2 separate regions of the Homo sapiens genome follow, and region 2 is linked to region 1. Evidence: chromatin loops called from intact Hi-C (ENCODE). Cell type or tissue: mammary epithelial cell. All regions are shown on one strand.

Region 1 (2,500 bases):
ATGTGATAAAGGGCTTATATCCAAAATATACAAAGAACTCATAACTTAGTAATAAGAAGACTAATAATCTAATTTTAAAATGAAGTAAACATTTGAATAGACATTTCACCAAAGAGGATATGTAAATGGCTAATAATCACTTGATAAAATGCGCAACATCATTAGTCATGAGGGAAGTGCAAGTCAAAACCACAATAAGATAGCATTAACACACCCACTAAGCTATAACCAAAAAGTCAGACAATACCTAGTGATGGAGGAGTTATGGGAAAACCTTCACATATTGCTGATGAGAATATAAAATAGAACAGCCACATTGTGAAATTGTTTGGCAGTTTCTTAAAAAGCTAAATAGATTTGCCATACAACTCAGCGATTCTACTAAGTATCTACCCAAGAGAAATGAAAACATATATTCATGCAAACACTTGTATAGAAATGTTCATAGCAACATCATTCATAATAGCCAAAAACTGGAGACAACCCAAATGTTCATCAACTGATGAATGAATAAACAAAATGTAGTTTATCTATATACAATGGACTATTATTCAGCCATAAAAAGGAATGAAGTACTGACACATGCTACAACATGGGTGAACTTTGAAAACATTATGCTAAGTGAAAGAAGCCAGTCACAAAAAACTGTATAGTGTATGATTTCATTTATATGAAATGACCAGGAAAGGAAAATTTTTAGAGACAGAAAGCAGATCAGTAGTTGTCTGAAACTGAAGGTAACAAGTGAGGATTGACTGCAAATTCTCTTTTTGTTTGTTTGTTTTGTTTCTTTTTTTTTTGACTGCACATTCTCACAAGTAATTTTCTGGGTGTTAGAAATGTTCTAAAACTGGATTGTGACAGTGGTTGCACAAAGCTATCAATTTACTAAAAATTATTCACTGTACACTTATAATGGGTGAAGTCTTATGGTACATAAAATATATTTCAATAAAACTAAGAAAAAGTCTCATGAATTTCAGAAATGCTAATTTATTATTGATTGACAGCTTGCTACAGGATCTTTCTGGGGCTTAGTGACTAGAGATGCATGCAGAATTAGAAAGATAAAATAATTTGTTTAGAAAAATTAGTAGATTGAGAAGGGTTTGGTGGTGGTCAGAGAAAAACCTTGGGAATGGCAAAAAGTTAGGAAACTCTCCAGGCTGAGAAAGGCCTAGAAAAAGAGACACTGGGTGGTGTTCTGGGGACTGCAGCAGTGGGGATTTAGGCAACTTTGTATACAGTTCCACTCTCATGCCCAAGGGGGCGCCAGAGCAGCAAGCCTCAGTCGTGACTGTGGACGTTCCTAGCCCCTAATGCTGGGTCACGGTACTGCGTTCATTCAAAACCTGACCCAGGTTTTTTAGAGACGAGGACTCTCCATTTTGTTTTATTATCTTTCTTGAGAGGCGGAGGGAATTTGCCTGAAGGTGGATTCCTTTTTTTTTTTTTTTTTTTGAGACGGAGTCTCACTCTGTCGCCAGGCTAGAGTGCTGTGGCGCAATCTCGGCTCACTGCAACCTCCAACTCCCTGGTTCAAGGGATTCTCCTGCCTCCACCTCCCAAGTAGCTGGGATTACAAGCATGCGCCACCATGCCCGGCTAATTTTTGTATTTTTAGTAGAGATGCGGTTTCACTGTGTTGGCCAGGATGGTCTCGATCTCCTGACCTCGTGATCCGCCCGCTTCGGCCTCCCAAAGTGCTGGGATTACAGGCATGAGCCACCACGCCCGGCCGGTGGCTTCCTTTTAAGTCTGAAAATGCAGCAGGAAGAGCCAAGTGAGGCCCTGTGACTCTCTATGGAGAGAGGCAGTGGTTACAGCCCAAAGAGCCCTAAGAAGAGCTTTTTCAGAATGACACATACTAGTTTCTTCCCCTCCTTTCATGACTCAGGTCCACATTTCACACAGACTTTTGCCTGTGCCAGACTTGCCTCTGCCTTGACCGCTAGCCAGCAGACTGTGTCCACAGTGTTTTCCCGCTCCTGCTACCCGGTCTGAATCAGCCTGGTAAAAACATTAGCTGGAAGATATCTGTTTACTGGGTAAATTCCTCTACAACAAATACCTTTGCAATGAAAATCTCTATTTAACCAAAAGTTCTCCACAGCCCAGTTTATGTCTAACCTAGTGCAAGCAGTAATCCATGAAATAAAACTCTACTCCATACCACATATTTAGACAGTCAAGTTGAGCTACTTGTAAAGAGATTTGACCTGTAATACTTTTATTTTCCCCGAGGAGCTGGAAATATAAGTAGAGGTAAAAACAGAGTCCCCTTTGCACTTGGAGAGTATTTTCCCACATGCACTCATTTTAAAAATCCAGTTCCCAGGAAATCTTTGTAAGGACTTTTCTCAATAGTCTACCAGATCCAGGACAAGGAAGAAAGATAGGCTCCAGATTGGATAAGCAGAGACCTTCCCAGAAGGAAACAATGGGAATTTAATATTCAAGCAGGCCCTGATCCAGAGCATTATGGGAACTGACCAAGGGA
Region 2 (2,500 bases), 270 kb after region 1:
GACAGCACAGCCCTACCGACCAAAGGTAAATTTATTTAAATATTATTCTTTCTGGGTTTTTATTTTCTTCTTTCTAAATTACTTAGTATTATTAAACAAAAAAAACTAATTGATTTAGTAAGAATTACCTTTCGTTTTTGGATATGTCCTAGAATTGTCATTTTCTCACACACAGAGATATTAATTATAAGTTAATGATTCTGTTCCTTTTTTTTTTTTTTTTTTTTTTTGAGACAGGAGTCTTGCTCTGTCACCAGGCTGGAGTGTAGTGGCACAATTTTGGCTCACTGCAACCTCCACCTCCCAGGTTCGAGTGATTCTCCTGCCTCAGCCTCCCGAGTAGCTGAGACTACAGGCACCCAGCACTACACTGGCTAATTTTTTGTATTTTTAGTAGAGACTGGGTTTCACCATGTTGGCCAGTATGGTCTCGATCTCTTGACCTCGTGATCCATCCTCCTCAGCCTCCCAAACTGCTGGGATTACAGGCGTGGGCCACCGCGCCCAGCGTACATTTTCATATTTAGGTATGATAATAACCAAATTAAAATGTTTTAATAAATGTTTACCTGACTCCTTTCATTCCAGTTTTACTTGATTAAGAACATGTATAACAAAAATGTTATCTAACCCTTTATTAAAATTATGTTCTATTAGAATATTAGTTGAAATATTTAGGCCCTTAAATTTTGGAAAATGTTTATTGCAAAGGCATTTTTGTTGAAACAGCATTTTCATAAAATGAATTATGAGCTATAATAAAAATCAAGTTTATAAAATTTATGCTATTGTGCAGTTTTATGGAGCTGAATAATGTAAAGATATTTTACTAAAATTTTCACTGACATAAATTTCATATGGCCTTATTATAATGAGCTTTATAACTTTATTTTCCCTGGAAGATTGATACAGTTATGGAAGAAGGAAAGAAGAAAAGAACCAAAGATGAAATTGTAGACATTGATGATCCAGAAACCAAGCGCTTTCCTTATCCACTTAATGAACTTTTAATTTGGGCTTGCCTTATGAAGAGGCAGGTCATGGCCCGTTTTTTATGGCAACATGGTGAAGAATCAATGGCTAAAGCATTAGTTGCCTGTAAGATCTATCGTTCAATGGCATATGAAGCAAAGCAGAGTGACCTGGTAGATGATACTTCAGAAGAACTAAAACAGTATTCCAAGTAAGTGGTATTTTATCATTTGAAAACATTTTAAAAATTCAAAGTAGGTATTGTTTGAGTGGCTGTTACAGTGCCACGTACTTAATGGTGATGTATTTATATGTATAATCTTATTGGTACAATTGACAGAAAATTATATAAGTATATATTTTTTTAATTAAAAGAAACTTTCTGCCTCTATGAAAAAGAGGTTATTATATTTGCAACTCAAGAATTAAATATCTCAGCAAGAAAGAAGAAATGCAGCCTGGGCAACATAGGCAGACCCCGTCTCTACATGAAATTTAAAAATTAACTGGGTGTGGTGGTACTTGTCTGTGGTCCCAGCTACTCAGGAGGCTGAGGTGGAAGGATCACTTGAGCCTGGGAGGTTAAGGCTGCAGTGAGCTGTGATCATGCCATTGCACTCCAGCCTAGGTGACAGCAATAGACCCTGTCTCGAAACAAAGAAGAAATGCCAGAATTCATTTTAATTTTTGCAAATAGTAGCAATTGGATTAGAAAGTTCCATTTGAATTGGTAAGGAAAGGGTGGAAGTGAAGTTGGAGCTGTGTTATAAGAAAATAGACTGAATTCAACTGGGAAGGCACTTCAGAAGCTAGAACTACATACACAGAGTAACGACATAGTTCATAAAAGTTTACAATTTACTTAGAGGGGCAGTGTTGGAATATTAAACTGGAAAAGTAGTTTGTAGAAGTTTTCTAATATATACTAAGACCTCCGGCTCCCCAAGTGGGGTATTTAGAGGGCAGTGATAATTGTTACTGAAAATAACTCTTTAACAGGGATCCTATGGTTACTTAGTGGGACTTCAAGATTCAGATGTTTTTCATAATTAGGTTAGTCCCTAGTCACATTGTTTTTCCTCTCTACCAGGTACCAACTGTTTTCTGTGTTTGAAATACTACATAAACTTTTTTGAACAGAGCATTGTAGCATTGTGAGTTTTGATTCCCTTTGAGATTATAGTTTGATTTCTAGGACCGGGAGAATGTGCTCTGGATTCACCTTCTCAATCTTGTACATAATGCGACATATTTTAATATTTTGTGATTTCCACATAGATGTAGATGTCTGAAAACAGAGTTATGGTTTTAATGCCTCATAATTCTGTAAGTGTGTGTGAGAATATTAAAAAGTAGGAAGTATTAATGTATATAAGAATAGTGGTTTAAAATTGCAGTTTGTTAATCTGAGTATATTTTGGCTTTTATCTTTTTATAGTGATTTTGGTCAGTTGGCCGTTGAATTATTAGAACAGTCCTTCAGACAAGATGAAACCATGGCTATGAAATTGCTCACTTATGAACTGAA

The links. Hi-C counts contacts between places; a loop is a spot of excess contacts. Peaks named below come from ENCODE experiments on the same cell type or tissue, not always from the same donor. Only the 100,000 strongest peaks of a DNase experiment are listed, where the experiment ranks them.
Region 2: a loop joins it to region 1, with 3.0 times the contacts of the local background. A loop is called at or near these places in 2 of 110 quality-filtered maps.

Annotation. Positions count from the first base shown.
Region 1 is chr15:50,884,819-50,887,318 of GRCh38, reverse strand. No RefSeq gene overlaps it. Among named protein-coding and RNA genes, the nearest start is that of AP4E1, 23 kb to the left of the region's middle. In mammary epithelial cell, CTCF peaks have their summits at 1,289 and 1,958; DNase peaks (open chromatin) are centred at 1,328 and 1,888; H3K27ac peaks cover 1,553 bases.
Region 2 is chr15:50,611,232-50,613,731 of GRCh38, reverse strand. TRPM7 (transient receptor potential cation channel subfamily M member 7) reads left to right here. Exons shown (of 39, transcript NM_017672.6): 15 at 1-25; 16 at 903-1,183; 17 at 2,411-2,500. Among named protein-coding and RNA genes, the nearest start is that of USP50, 66 kb to the right of the region's middle. In mammary epithelial cell, no CTCF peak of the experiment used is centred here; no DNase peak of the experiment used is centred here.